Regions from separate parts of the Mus musculus genome. Here all the other regions are linked to region 2. The links are chromatin loops, found by intact Hi-C in ENCODE. Cell type or tissue: gastrocnemius. All regions are shown on one strand.

Region 1 (5,000 bases), 57 kb after region 2:
ACAGCCCCTTACCTGGAAGGAGGGAGAACAGATAGGTGTGACTTGATGGTGCTAAAGCTAGTGCCAAGACCAAGGCCCTGGATGGCATTTCTAAGAGGAACTGGTGAGGGGGCCCAGGTTCCCACCCTGGTGATGGGCACAGTGGCCTCAGCTAGCTAGGAATCAGTTAGAGGGTCCCTTATAACAGCAGGTACTGTTTTAGTGTATACTCTGTTTTTGTTATTTCAGAAAAGGCCCTCAAATTGACACGGGGGCAAGGGAGGGGGGGAGACCAGAACTCTGACCTTCATTCGCATATTTTATGCCTTAGCACTGTTTTTGTTTTTATCTCTATTTAAGTCTGGGAGGAAGGTACCTCCAGTCCTCCAGTGAGAGGCCTTAGAGGTTAGATCCTTGTGTAGAGTCAAGAGAGACTTTGAGGCCAGCCAAGGCACCCTGAGCAGAAAACTGGGGAGCTCCTAAGTTGGGGTGCAACATGAGCACCGGCTCTATAACCTGAGTAGGTGGCCTGACTGAGGCTTTAGGCAGTCTGATGCTCGAGCAGGAATGATGTTTGCTGGAGGAGAGGGTGGCTTGGATCTAGCGTTTGTCACCACAGTGCACCCTAAGTTACCCACTGTGGTCCCCCTGAGGACCATGCTACCTGACCTGCCCTTTCTTGGATTGGTAGACATGATGCTGTGGCCCTAAATCTTAGGTCACTTCTCCCCACCTCTCGAAAGATACCTGCTCAGTCGGCCTAACCACGGCCTGGATATAGCCCCCACATTCTTCCTGCGTGGTCCAGGAGCCTTGACTTCTCCAAGTGAGGATGAAGTGGGGGATAGCGCTCCTGATCCCATACAGGCTTTTTCAGGGTCACAGGAAAGGACCCTCACACCTGCACACCAGGAGGCTCCAGCGGGGACAGCTCTGCTTTATTTGCAACACTAGCTGGTGCAGCTTCCTGCCACCGTGGAAGGCAAGGACACCCTGAATTAGCCAGGCCCCTCTGACATCACTGGCACAGCTCACGTGATCCCCTGCTTCGCCTCATGTGGATAGCAGCATCCAGTAACTAGGGCTTATGATCTTCAGGGTCACCTACAGAGAGTCCCACTAGGCCTTTCTCTTATCCTGAGTACACACACAAGGATGCTGAGAGCTAAGGGCCAGGGGGGGCGGATCTGTGGGGCTGCTTGTTCTTGGCTGGAACAAGCTGATAGAGGCTGGATTGTTCTTGCTGACACTGAGTGGAGCTTAGAGGCCACACAGGGGCTGTGATCCTAGGGGTGGACAGCTCTGGCATGAGTCCAGAGACTTCAAAGGCACAGGGCTTTCATTGGCAATGGGCCTCCCAAAGAGTGTTCTGGACATGAGGCCGTTAATGAGCCTCGCAGATGGGGAATGATGGCTGATGTAGGAATGGGAGGGGTGCTTACTGCATGGTGTTCTGAGCACAGCACCTGAAGCAAAGGGCAGGGCAGGATGCTGCCATTAGGCCATTGCACTTGGTGTCTGCTCTCACAGAAGCCGGGGGGGGGGGGTATCTGCAGGGCCTTTATATCTCTGTTTGCTGGCTTGTTTGTTTTGAAGCAGTCTCCTATTGTAGACTAGACTGGCATCAAACTCACAGAGATCCACCTGCCTCTGCATCCTGAGTGCTAGGATAAAAGGCTTATACCACTATACCCAGCCTCATGATCACTGGAACCCCTGGTTTCTGCTCAACTTAGCCTCATTAGCCCCCAAGTCTTTTGGTCTGATAAGAGTGGGTAGCCTGTAGGAGCAGATAGAGAGGCTCTAGGACTGAGAGTACCATAGCTTATGCCTATAATTCTAGCCCTTGGGTGGCAGAGTCGGGAAGATCCCAAGTTCTAGACCAGCCTAAACTACATAGAGAGACCTGACTCAAAAACACATGGAGAGGAGTGGGCATGGTAGCACATGCCTTAAATTCCAGGCAGGGGGAGATAAGCAGATTTTTGTGAGTTTGAAGCTAGCCCAGTCTATACAGAGAGTTTCAGGGTATCCAGGGCTATATAGTGAAACCCTGCCTCAAAAACAGCATTCACACACCCATAGAGAGAGGCAGAAGATGGGGGAGGGGAGTTAGGGAGAGGGCTAGAGGAAAGAAGGAAGGAAGGAAGGAAGGAAGGGAGGGAGGGAGGGAGGGAGGGAGGGAGGGAGGAAGAGAAGGAGGGAGGGAGGGAGGGAGAGAGGGAGGGAGGAAGGAAGGAAGGAAAGAAGGAAAGAAAGAAAGAAAGAAGGAAAGAAGGAAAGAAAGAATGAAAGGGGAGGAGGCTTTGCTCTGGTCTAAGCTATATCTGGCAAGGGACTGGGAACTGAGGCTCCTAGGTTTCTACATATGACTTTTCCAAGCCAGGCCTGTACAGAGGGACCTGGGGCTGGTGCCAGGAAGGAGGCAGCTTGGGCTAGTGGTTCCCTGGGCTGCCATGGGTGGAGATTCTCTGTGCTTAAGATCCTCATGGTCTCTTTCATATCTCAGAGCAAGGAGGTCCTGAGAGGTCAATATGGCTCAGAGCCCCAGCCGGCAAGTGGCTGACTCTTGGTCCTGCCTGGGGAGTGGGAGGGGCCTGCCTTGGCCTGCAGAGCATCTTGGAAGCTTCTGGGCTGGGGCAGGCCCAGGCTCCTTTAGACTCCTGGCCAGAGAAGAAAACCAGATGGGCTGACTCAGGACAGGCCTGGCTGCTTCCTTTCCCACCGCTAGGGCCAGCAGTGAGTGCTCTCCTAAGACAGTGACCTCAGCAGTTATATCAACTCCAGGAGGCCTGTGCCCAGGGACTGAAGTAGGGACATACATTCCATCCATCCTGCTGTGGAGTTGGGGGTAACCTTCTGAGCCCCAGGCCCCCTGATGTGGCAGTGGGCTTTCTGAGACACTGAGACTGAAAGAGAGGAGCCAGGAGACCAAGGCCAGCTTAATCACTTCCGAGGAGCTAATTGGTTAGACTGTGGGACTCAGTTTCCCTTTTCATCCTCAGCAGCATTGACCTAATGGTCTGGATTAACTCACAAATTAAAAGTTCCTCTAACTGGTTTGCCCCAGGCCTGTCCCAGACCCACTTGTGTGTGTTCCCTGGTTCTGCTTGCCCGTGACTGGTTGTTCCTTCAGGCAGAGTAGACAGTGTGGTGTTTCTTTGGACATTTGCTGGAGGACAAGGGCCATTCCTGGGCCAACCTCAAGATGGCTCTGTTCCGTACAGTGAGGCCAGCTTCCCTCTTTCTGGGAGTTTCCAGGCTTGGAAGAACATGCTGGCTTTCGGCTCAGCCAGAGAACATGAGGAGTTGGCTGGGGCTGCAACGGCCCTTCCAAATATGTAGGCAGGGCTGGGCAGCCCCAGCGTGGCTCTCTGGGGGCCTCCAGGAGGATGCAGGGGTATCAGGAGTGTCATTTTTCCAAACATGGACAATGCCAGACCTGTTGGGTCCACGTTGCCCTGTCAAGCCTGCTCCTGGGCCTCTCACAACTGAAGAAAGGAGTTGTCCCACAAAGCTCTGGGGGTATGGGGACAATATGAACTGCCCTGAAGGAGACACTATACTCTTGTTCCAATGGAGGTAGGCTGTGAACAGACTGGGGCACAGGGCTACCAAACTGGCGTTACATGGTGTTCCTACCTGGTGTTACATGGTATCTGGTGCTGGCTGGTTTGTTGAGGTGATAAGGTCCTGGGTGACGTGTCTTTTTGTTTGTTTAGTTGGTTGGTTTGGTTTGGTTTGGTTTGGTTTTTTTTGAGACAGGGTTTCTCTGCATAGCCCTGGCTGTCCTGGAACTCACTCTGTAGACCAGGCTGGCCTCGAACTCAGAAATCTGACTGCCTCTGCCTCCCAAGTGCTGGGATTAAAGGCGTGCACCACCACGCCCGGCCTCTGGTTGATGTGTCTTTGACAGCACTTAGATTAAGGCTATCAGCCACGAGAGGTCCAGGGTTGGTAGCTCCTGCAGTTCTTTCTGACTACTACCAAGAAGGGGACTAGTGGCCACTACTTGTCCCATTGCCTACCACTACACCTGCCAGGGGAAAGCCTCAGAAGTAACTAGGCAAGTAACAACAACAACAACAACAGCACACTAGCACTGTCAGTATTTAGAACCCTCCCAGGGCCAGGGCTCCTTCTTTAAGGATGACACACCCTTCCAGGGACAGGACACCCTCCCAAGATGAGGATATCTTCCTCAGGGCCAGAATACCCTCTCAGGGATGAGATGTCTCCCAGGGCTAGGATATCCTCCCAAAGGCACAACATCTTCCTAGGAGCAGGACGCCATCCAGGGTATAACACTCTCTTACAGTTAGGACAGCCTCCTGAAGTGTTCTGGCTGCCTAGTTTTCTGGTACATCCAGGGGATGCTTGTACCCCCATCTCCAGTCAGGTCTCTAGATGCTCCCAGCCCCACTGTCTTTCCCCAGACCCCTTTCCTAGTGAAAACAAAGTAGGGAGGGGAGAAGTCAGATGACTGAGGGAAAGGGGCAGCTTCCCCCACCCACCCTGTGGCATAATGAGTGCCTAACATGCTTCCTTCCCCCGGTAGGTCTAACACAAAAGGAGGGAGAAGAATCATAGGTTGTCACACATGGCAGCCTTCCATTAGGGAGCTTCCTGAGCCATGGTCCCCAGCGGGAGCCCTGGACAGTGCTGTCTCATGATACTTCCTGCTCAGCTTACCCTGGGAGTAGGTCAAGTAATGGTCCAGACTTTGCCCATGAATTCTAGTGTTCACCCAAGGGTGTCAATGACTATCCTCAAGAGGGCAGCAGGCTATTTCCCAGGCCCTTAAGTCCCTGCCAGTCAGTGTCCCCTCAAGTGCCAGTGGCCACTCTGAATGTTCACCATTGGTGGGAGGGACCCCATCAATTGCTTATGTCGTGTAATGATGCTGTATCCTGGAGACCCAGGCTGCTCCCAGGCACTAGGAGGTATTCAAGGGAGAGTTACTCCTCTGTTTTGACATTCCCTTCCCTGGAGAGATGTAACAACATCAGCCTTCTCCTTAT
Region 2 (5,000 bases):
GGGCTCAGAGCCGGCCCAGCTGCTCCTGTGTGGCTCCTTCCTGCCGGTTCTCTATCTCTAGCCCAGGACAGAGTCTGGTTATCAGAATCCCAGGAGACTCGTGGGTGCCTTTCTTAGCATTTCTTTGCCTCCCATCTGGGGCCTACTTGGGAACCACTGACTAGATTGAAGAGGCAGAATTTAAGATTATGAAATAGCCCTCTTCGGGGCTGACTGTCTCCCACCCTGTAGCCCCCTGCTTAAGCCACCAGACCCCTTCCTCTCCCCCACACTGGATGCTACACTGGAGACTGGGCTGCAGAGTGCCATCCTGAGGATAGGGACTGTCATTAATTCCGAACCCTTGTTCAAGAGGTGGTGGAATACAAGCATGCTCCTTTCAGTTAACACTGGCTGAATCCCAGGCCTGGGTGGAGCTGTTGCCTGACTGCCTGTTCCCAGAGATCTAGGCACCAGAGCTGGGAGAGGGTGCTGCAAGCTTTCTTGGGCTCTGGCCGGGAAGAGTCTACAGGACCCAGCCATACATGGCACCTACCCAGCCTACTACTCAGGCCTGCAACTGCCCCAAGCTGTGCCTGTTCTTGAGCTTGCACCCCACCCCACCCCCAGGCTGAGAGGGTCGTTAGCCACCAAGGCATAGTGTCCACTTGAGTTGTCTCAGAAATGGTCTTCTCAGCCTGGGAATCAACCTCTATCATTCTCTGTGCCCCTACCTCTTTATCTGCATGGTTCGCACAATCTGGCCCCAAAGCCATTGGACACATAGGCTAGGCACAGATTAACAGTAGCCACAATAAAACTTGGTGGGGATCCTGTTCCATCATGTCATAGAACTAGCTTTGCTCATGGTCAGAGAGGTGGTTGCTTCTGAGGTGTCCCACTTCCTGGTTTCCAGGAACCCATGAGTCCACTAACTGTCTGATGGGACTTTCTGTAAGGCCTCCTTCTGGAGGTAGGGGTATAGGGGGTGGGGTGACAAACCCTGGGTTGGGGTCCACAGCAGTTCTATTTCCCCTATATGTATCCACTCACTTCAAAGATGGCGATATGCAATTTACACAAGGTGTTTCCCAGGCTCCTCAGCCCTACAGTGTTTCCGGTCTGTCCATTTTTGCTGACGTGCCTCTCCAAGGCTCTCTCGGCCAGCCAGAGTTCCCCTGGGGGCCTGAATGTGTCAGGTCTCCTTACAGGTGTCATCTGCCCCAGGAAAGCCCATCTTGTCCTGGTGAGAGATACTTAGCAGTCACTGCTCAACAGCATTGTGTCCCACAACTGCCTCAGTTTCCCAGTCAGTCTTTCAGTGATAACTCCATGGTGGCAGCTGGGTGACTGAAGGGACGGATGGACTTGTTCTCAGGGTTGAAGGGTTTCCAGGCAGCTCAGATTCTGGCAAAAGGTGAGCTTCCAAGCTCACCCTGCCATCAGGTCCACAGATGTTCCCCCCTAGGCTACCACCTGGCAGGTGCTCCTTTCTTCCAGGTGACTCCACTTAACGGGAAAGCTCCACAGTCAGTCCCCTTCTCTACAACTGCATGATGTGAATATTGAGTTTACAGATGACATGAAGACACTGGGCACCCCAGCATCCCAAAGGCAGATAGATAGCTTTTGTCCACAGTGACTGTTCATAAATAAGTTGACAAGTGTAGATCTGGTTGTTTTTGTTTTTTTGTTTTTTTCTTTTCTTTTCTTTTCTTCAGAGGTGGCAGAGTTCAGCGGCATCTAGAATGTTCTAATGGGTACCAGCAAAGAAACCATGTGATCTTATGTCTGGCTCAGGTGGAGGACAGGACCATGCTGTGGGCATTTGGGGGCGGGGGTGTATGCAGAAGAGATGTTCCCTTACACACAGAGATACCCGGAGACTCCCAACCTTAGCTACCAGATTCCCAGTATTGTCTTAGTGGCCATGGGTATAGGACTGTGCTTCCCAGGGGTGCTCACCCCTTGAGCAGGAGTTGCTCTGGATAGTGTTTATCGTTGGCAGAGTTCCTGGCAATCCTTCTCAGGAGATGTCCCTGTTAGCATTTTCTATGGCCCTGTCATCCCTCAGCTTGCCTACCCACCCAGTGGAATTCTGGGGACATATCTCCGTCTGGGAGGAGTTCCTGTTTCCCTTGGGGCTTCCTGAGGAACCAGAGTGCTGAGGCCAAGCGGGGGCAGTGTTTGATACAAACTACAGCACTTGTGCCAAAAAGAATAAGAGTTTGAGTGACTATGGCCCAGGAAGGAACACGAATTCAGGTAGCCTGAATATATATTCTACCATGGAAGTTATCACATGAAGATTTCATGGTCATGGAGTTCTTCAATCTGCAGCCATCTCTATCCAGAATGTCCTCATGGTCCAAGTTCTGTGCTTCAGCGTTTCTTTACACTGTCTTGTGACAACAGATTTTTAGCAGCAGAGAAGATCTGAAACTAGCCCCCAGGGAAGGACTACTTCCCAGATCCTGGAGAGTATTTGAAGACTGCAGAAGCAGAGGAGGGCCAGACACCCTGCCTGACCTCTGCCCTAAATGGAGGGAAGATACTCCATGATAATGCCCTTCATCAAGATTGCCTCCAGTGAATAGGTCTGGAGGCTATGTATGTCTGAACCACAGGAGTGCACAGGCCAGAGGGGAGATGGTTATCCAAAGTGAGAAAGACCTACCCTCCCGGCAGCACAGCGGCCACTTGTCCTGTGTCAATGGGATGCACTTATCTCCAGGTGCATCCCACTACCTGGGGGGAAAAAAAGCAAAACAAAAACAAAACTCCTGGGCAGTTTTACAGGAGAGGCTTGAATGAGTGGAAGGGGTAGGAGGCAGGCACCAGAGTCAGTAGTTCCCCTGCCCGTCACTGTCTTCTACCAGGAAGAAGCTGGAAAAGGACCCCAGGAGTTTCAAAGTCTTAACAAGATGCTGATCTACAGAGTAAGTTCCAGGACAGCCAGGACAGCATAGAGAAACCCTGTCTCAGAAACAAACAAGCAAACAAGCGAAAGTCTTAACACACCCTTATCTTCCTGGGAGGGTTATCTGAGACTACTTAGGAAGTGAGCAGAGATGGAGCCAGCCTGTGGATGGTGTTCAGTGGAAACTGTTTGTGTACCATGGGCAAGGACCTGGGTTGAAGTCCCAACCATGAGAAAAAGAAAACAGAGACAAAAAATCCAGACCCATGTCTCCTGACATAGCATGTCTCCCGACAGCTATGAGTCAAGGCCAACTATCAGATATGGCCACTAACCCTGGCAGAGTACATTCAAACAGAGCGCACAAAGTGTTCCTGACGGCTTGGTGACACAGACCATCCCTGCCATACTCCTGCATACATGCAGACAGGGCTTCCCCATGGGTTTTTTTTGGGGGGCAGGGGGGCGGGACTCTGGTAGAGGACATTTCCTACTTTTTTTTTAATGTATTGTTTACAGAGAAAAGTATCTTTTTATAGCCAGAAAGCTGTTTCCAGCTGAACTGCTCACCCTTACCCTGTGCTTGTGTTGGGGGCCAGGCTTGCCTGCAGGAGTCTGTCTCATAGGATCCTAGTCCCTGCTGGAGCTGGGGGCTGTGAAGGCTCAGCAGAGCCTGGGCTTGTTTGGTTCTCTAGCCTCTGGCTACAAAAGTGCCACTGTTTTAGGATAGGCAATTGGTCTGGGGTAGGTCAGTCTGAGGACAGCACAGTGCCCACGACCTCAGAAACTGACGGAAGGATTGGCTGAGGGTTCAAGCCCTGTCCAGTGTGGCTTCCGGGGCTGAGTCTGGGGTGGAGGTCGGGGTGTCCTTTGTCTGAAGTTGATGTGTGTGATGACGGGGTTGGGTGGGACGAGGGGCTGCTGTCCGTGGCTGCTTTCCCTGTGGAAACGGGTTATAGATTCAGGTGTTCCCCGACTGTACCAGATGCCCTGCATTCCCCTGCGGGCCAGATGCTGTCAGGAGAAGGATGTAGGCTGGCTTCCTGGCACTGCCCTCAGGTTCCAGGCTTGCCTTCAAATTCTTAAGTCACTTTTGAACAAGGATACCGTATTCTGTTTTGCCTTGCTTCCTCCTGCCCAACACAAGAATTGTAGAAGCAAGAGGTTCCTTGTGTCCAGAAAAAGACCCCACAGATGTTGGTGAATTGCTGGGGTCAGAGTCAAAGGCCTGAAGAGTCTCCTTGACCAAAGAGCAGTCAGAGTCAACAGGAACAGCCCCACCACAGTTACCAGGATGCATCAGGATAGAGGTCAGGCTGAGGAACCCCCAACCTGAGCAACAAGGTGGTATACTGGAGCCCCACAGCCCCTCAATGAACCCCCTCCCACCCCCCACCCCCCATTCTCCAGCAGCTCTGAACAGTGAGACCAGCCCAGGAGGATGGCTCTATCCACTCCTAATTATAACTTCCAGTGCTGGCCCAGCTAGCCGCTAGCTATTTTTAGCGTTCTCTAACCCAGCCCCCTTGTGACTCAGCAAGGTCCGGCTGGGATGAGAAAGTTGCTGTTGCCAAGGATGCTCCAGGGAAGAGAGCCGGGCAGCGCGGACCCTGGAGGTGGTGGGCAGGCCATAGAGCCTTCCCTTCCTTGGACCTTGGGCCTACAGAGCTCCGAGACAGCCTCAGCTGCTCTGCCCCTCCCCCACCCACCACTCCTGCACTTCTGGCTCAAAGCCGGCTCCTCCCCCACAGGCGAGCATGGAAAATCTGATGTCAGAATTCCAGCTTCTGCAAGGAATGTGGCCTGACCTTCACCTCCCAGGGAGCCATCTTGCCTGAGGCTCAAGGGGGTGGGCATATCCCCACCAGGCTTCTCTGGGCACTCTAAGACCCTCTCCACTTGAACAGGAGTACCCATCCTCCCCACCACAGCCTGCCCACCCTGGCCTACTACTGGTTTCGGCGTCTAGCCCTATTGCTGAGCACCCAAAGGTGCCAGGCAGCCTGTCACTGAGCTGGCCTCACCCCAAAAGCTCAGTTAATTACAGCTGCCCAGAAAAACAGCTTCTGAAGTGGGTCACAGGGTGAATGGGTAGCAGCGC
Region 3 (5,000 bases), 130 kb after region 2:
ACTGTCCACCTGAACAGAGGCTCTAATACTAGGACGTCAAATCCTAAGGTACCATGAACTGGCCTTCTCATGGGTTTTCCTGTCTTTCTTTTGGCAGAAGCCATACCCAATATACCACTATGGGAAGGTTAGGGGTAGTCCTGAGGGCTGAAAGGTCAGGGATGGGGGTGAGACAAGCGCTCAGGCACTGGAATAGCTGGGGCAGGACTGGGGGTGGGGCTACAGGAGTACCCCTGCAGGGGAGTCTTCTAAGACTTCCTGATCATCTGGTAGGGTGATAGAACTCCAAGGGCAGGGACTTTGTCTTTCCAGATTGCTCACTGTGCTGACTGCTCACATAAGGCTGGACACTCAGAGGCACTGAGCTGGGGAGCCCAGAATACACAACTGTCACCAACCTTATTTCTATAGGCCTTTGTGCTGTCCCCTCTCCGCTGGGCTTCACTTTCCCAAATGGACTTACTGGCATTTTCTCATAGTCTGTCAGATCTGTGGCAAAGGGAATCTTCGATGCCATCTAAAAGAAACCACAGCAGGGTATTCCCAACAATGGGCGAGAAGGCTGCTCTTCCTTCAGGCCCACTTGCCAGGCTCGTGAGCTTTCCCTCCACCCTGCTAGGCCACCCAGGGTCTACACAGAGGAGGGGACATTCTTTACCAACATCCCCACATCACTCAAAGGTCCCAACAGCACAGGTTGGAGTACAAGCAGTGTTGATCAAGGGACGCTGTTATGCTCAAGGTTGCTAGAGCTGACCCAGAATACCCTGAAAGTCTGTCACGTGACAGAAGACACACAGCTAACCCAAGTCATTCATACAGGTGTGAATTCGTTTTAAAATCACAAAGCTTCAAGCTAATACATAAGTGCTGATACAAACGGAGTATACCAAGTACAGGCCTTAAACTTGGCCAGCCTGCATGCAGGATAGTGTTGCTGGCCACGGATCTACATATCATGGGTGGGACAGGTGATGAACCTACAGGTGTCTCAGTTGTCCCCCTGATAGAGCAGCTGCATTCTGAGGGATACTAGGGCATGTCTAGATGTGCTGTTTGGCACAGGCACATGCACGTGTGCGTGCATGCACATACACACACACACACACACACACACACACACACACACACACACACATACACGCACACACACATCCCGGCCCTCAAGGCCAAGTAGTGCTAGATCTTTCAACAGCGCTCTCAGTGGGTTTCCAGGACATTCCACAGCCCTTTTGCCATGTTGCCACAGTGGCCCTCGTCTCTGATTTCACTGAGCTGTGGGAACAGGGCGTGGGGAGACGGGCCCAGCCCAGAGAGGAGACTTATGTGCTCTCTGTAATATTAAGGGGTTACTTGGAGTCATGAAAACAGCCCACTCCTTACAGCGCCCCCTAGGCACACCTCTTATTTCTAGACAGCCTGATGGCACTCAAGCTTTATGGCCACCCGTACCCTATTTGGCCTTGCTTACCCACTGTAGTCCGTGGAGACACTGGACTGGCAGCAACCCTGCTTTCTGCCCTACAGCCTGGGTCACCTTGTCTCCTGACTGCTGTGGCCTTTCTCCAGGGCCTCTCTACTCCCAAGTCACAGACAGATCCAATCCAGGCTAGTCTCCAAATTCTCCTCTGACTATGACCCAAGAGATCTGACTGTTTCCAGCTTCTCACTTATGCCTACCCAGTGCCCGTACCTTCTTTGCTCTGCTCAGTCTCAAGAGCCAAGCAAGGCTCAGCCCTAATCCTGGCTCCTTCAGGACCTGAGCAGTTCTGTTTACTCAACATTGGAGGCAAGGGAACTTCTTGTTTGGTTTTGGACCCTGGGACAAGAGACTAAGGTGCATATTTTACACATCAAAGCAGACATGGCCTCCAGGTTTTCCCTGCATCCCTCAGTCCCTACCTGGCATACCCTGCCCCCAACTCTGGGATTTCTTTCTCTCTCTCTCTCTCTCTCTCTCTCTCTCTCTCTCCTCTATCTCTCTGAGCATGTGTCCTTTCTCTCTTTCTCTCTCCTTTCCCCTCTTTCCCCACGGTGATTTCCCTGGCCTTGGTCCTTGGGGCCAGAGGGCAGCTTCCCAATAAACCTGCAGTTAATATCATCCAGTCTGGCTTGAATTGGCTCATTTCATCGGCAGAGAAATAACTTCTAACATCTTAGTGGTTAAAGACTAGAGACATTTCTATCTTCCTCCCAGGTCTTCTGCTGTAATGGTCAGTTTTCCTGCAGAGCCATTAGATGGCACCCGAAGCTGTTTCGGCAGCTCCAGGCAAGCAGATGTGCCTGGATAGGACATGCTAGTAAGGGCGACGAGGGCCACGTGACCAGTGCTGCTCGCCCTGCTGCCTCCAGGGGATGAGGTGGGGAACTAACTCACCCTCGGATTCCGGACCTTAAGTATGTGTGCGTCTGCCTGCAATGTGCAGGGTACGTGCATGGGGAGGCAGGGTGTGAGATTCCACGGCTGACTTGGTAGAGTGAGACTGAGTGGAAGAGGGAAAGGGAGTGAGCTTCCTGCCAGGGCCCCTGCTATGCACTATCTCCCTTCAAAGGTGGACTTTGAACTCAGCCAGACCCTGCCTCCTATCAGATCCCTGCATCTTCCCTTCCGAGCAGCAGATTTCCAGGGCTGGAATCTTATCTGCCAGCACTCGTAGTTCAAACCCAGCATGCCTGACACTCTGAAAGGCCTGGATCCCAGGAAGATACAGAGAGGGGACAGGAGCCACCACACCCTTCTTTTACAGCCATCCCCCACCCCGGAAATGCAGAGGGCTGGGGCAAAACAGAATTCCGCATGCTTGCAGACTGTGGCAGCTGCTTCACCACAGGAGATCAAAAGTCTTCCAAAGAAATTCCCGCAGAAAGAAATGCGTGATGGCAAGTCCAGGTGATATTCCCCCCCCCCCCCCATTAAAGTCAGACATTACTTGCTTTAAAAATTAAAGGCACGTGTTGGGGGTGGGGCTCATCTACACACATTTACTATTACAGAAAAATATAGGCAAGAAAAACTCATCCAAACACCTTATTCTCTATGAACAACAACAAAAATGTAAGTGCTTGAAAATTGGGCAACCTTTTAGGCCCGGGAGTCGGTGACTGGGGAAGGTTCTCACCAGCTTTACAAGAAAGCTTCAAACACACAAACACCATGGAGGCCCGGGGGGCGGGGGAGGGGGGGACGGGGACGGGGGTGGGGGCGGGCTCAAAGGTTACAGGCCAGGCTTCAGAACAACATGGAGAAGAGAAATATAAGCTTTTTCTGAATAGGGTGGTAGACCTGGAGTCTTACCAGTGTCCAGCCTCAGAAGTCTTTTACCAGGCTGTGCCTGCACAGGCTACGACCTACACACTCACGGGTCACAAGAAGCATGAGAAAGGCAAGTGGGCTCAGCCTGGAGCCAAGCTGCAAAGAAAGGCATTTTCTCACACATGGTGAGTACTCAGGCTTGGCACTCAGTGCTCAAGGCTGGAGCATCAGCTCCGCCCAGCAGCCTCCAGCCGTGCTCAGCACCCTAGCACCCTCTAGTGACCTCCTGCCCAACTGCAGGAGCCCGTACCGGCTGTGAACTCCCCCTAGGCTGGCACAGGGACACACCTTCTACTGTTGAGTGCCCACTGTGTGTTTGTTTCTGGAGATGACAAAATTCGCCACCAAGTGTCTTTGCTCACTGTGCCTATTAGACTGCTTTCATCTCTGAAGAATGAACCTGACGGAGTCGCCAAAGATACTACCTTGTTTGTTTGTTTGTTTGTTTTGAGAAAAGGCCTCATGTGGCCTCAAACTCCATCCTTAGCTGATTCTCCTGTCTCTGCCTTCCAAGTGTTGGGGTTACATCACAAGACAACCCCCAGTTTCTGTGGTGCTGGGGTTCTCCCCAGGGCTTTGAGGGTGTTAGGAAAGCCCTCATCACCTGAGAGATGTCCTCCATCTGCTTGTCCTGTTATTGGGATGATCTTCCAGGAGGCTGCTGGGGGCTGTACTCACAGACTGCTCACAGTGCAGGGCTCTCAGCTGGACCGGTGAAGTAGCCCACACACCATGGGCTCACTCCTCCAGCCATTTGAGGTTTCTCTTGGGAACTGCCTGTCACATCCTCTCCCTATTTCTCCCTTAATCTTTGGTTTCTTTAAAGAATTTTTTTTTTTAAAAAGAAGAGATTTTTGGTTTTGTTTTATGTGTACTGAGTTCTTTGCCTGCATGTGTGTGTGTGTGTGCCTGGATCCCAAGGGGGCAGGAAGATGTCAGTGGATCCCTTGGAAGTAGAGATGGTTGTAAGCTACCTTCTGAGTACTTGGAACTGAAGCCAGGTTGCAAGAGCAGCAAGTGTTTGTTGTAACACCTAAGTAATCTTTCCAGCCCCCCTCTCTGTCTGTCTGTCTGTCTGTCTGTCTGTCTGTCTTTCTTTCTCTCTCTCTCTCTTTCTTTCTTTCTTTCTTTCTTTCTTCCTTTCTTTCTTTCTAAGAAAGAAATAAATCCCTGGGTGTCCTGAAACTCAACTCTGTAGACCAAGCTGGCCTCCCCAGTGCTGGGATTAAATCAGTGTACCACCACTGCCTGGCTGATAAAAATATTTTTCATTTTTTTTATCACCCATGAAAAATCTGGGGAATATAGAAAGAATGATGGACACTAAAGTGAACACTTGGCATAGTACAATGCAGTGTTAAAGGAATAAGGAACACACATTCCTCTCTGACATCCCACCCAGTGCAGAAGGCAGTACCATGGTGGACCAGAACAGAGCAGCCTTCAGGATGTGCAGAGGGACCAAGGCTAGCTTACAGCATGCTTTCCCTGAAAGCCCCTGTGGTCCTCACGACATCATTTATAAAGATCCCGTTGCAGGATCCAGGATGGCTTTAAGGAACAACTCTTGAGAAAGGCTTCCTGGGTAAGAAGTGTACATGACACGAGGTGACAGGTCCTGTTTGAGTTGGAGAAGTCCAAATCTCTTGACCTTTCATCCCAGGAGATGGCAGACCTTTGTCTCTAC

The links. Peaks named below come from ENCODE experiments on the same cell type or tissue, not always from the same donor. Only the 100,000 strongest peaks of a DNase experiment are listed, where the experiment ranks them.
Region 1: a loop joins it to region 2, with 4 times the contacts of the local background. A loop is called at or near these places in 11 of 42 quality-filtered maps.
Region 3: it touches region 2 in a loop (2.7-fold over the local background); 5 of 42 quality-filtered maps call a loop at or near these places.

Annotation. Positions count from the first base shown.
Region 1 is chr7:139,306,899-139,311,898 of GRCm38, reverse strand. No RefSeq gene overlaps it. Among named protein-coding and RNA genes, the nearest start is that of Gm32486, 12 kb to the right of the region's middle. In gastrocnemius, CTCF peaks have their summits at 2,697 and 3,188 (motif pointing right); DNase peaks (open chromatin) are centred at 1,263, 2,591 and 3,243; H3K27ac peaks cover 2,700 bases.
Region 2 is chr7:139,363,834-139,368,833 of GRCm38, reverse strand. No RefSeq gene overlaps it. Among named protein-coding and RNA genes, the nearest start is that of Gm32571, 5.4 kb to the right of the region's middle. In gastrocnemius, a CTCF peak has its summit at 2,146; a DNase peak (open chromatin) is centred at 4,546; H3K4me3 peaks cover 1,223 bases; H3K27ac peaks cover 5,000 bases.
Region 3 is chr7:139,232,387-139,237,386 of GRCm38, reverse strand. It overlaps Lrrc27 (leucine rich repeat containing 27), which reads right to left. Exons shown (of 11, transcript NM_027164.1): 9 at 399-517. It overlaps Gm32315 (a long non-coding RNA gene), which reads left to right and starts at 2,297. Exons shown (of 3, transcript XR_389962.4): 1 at 2,297-2,890; 2 at 2,995-3,055; 3 at 3,274-4,398. In gastrocnemius, CTCF peaks have their summits at 1,395 and 2,249 (motif pointing right); DNase peaks (open chromatin) are centred at 2,371, 2,777 and 3,512; H3K27ac peaks cover 1,801 bases.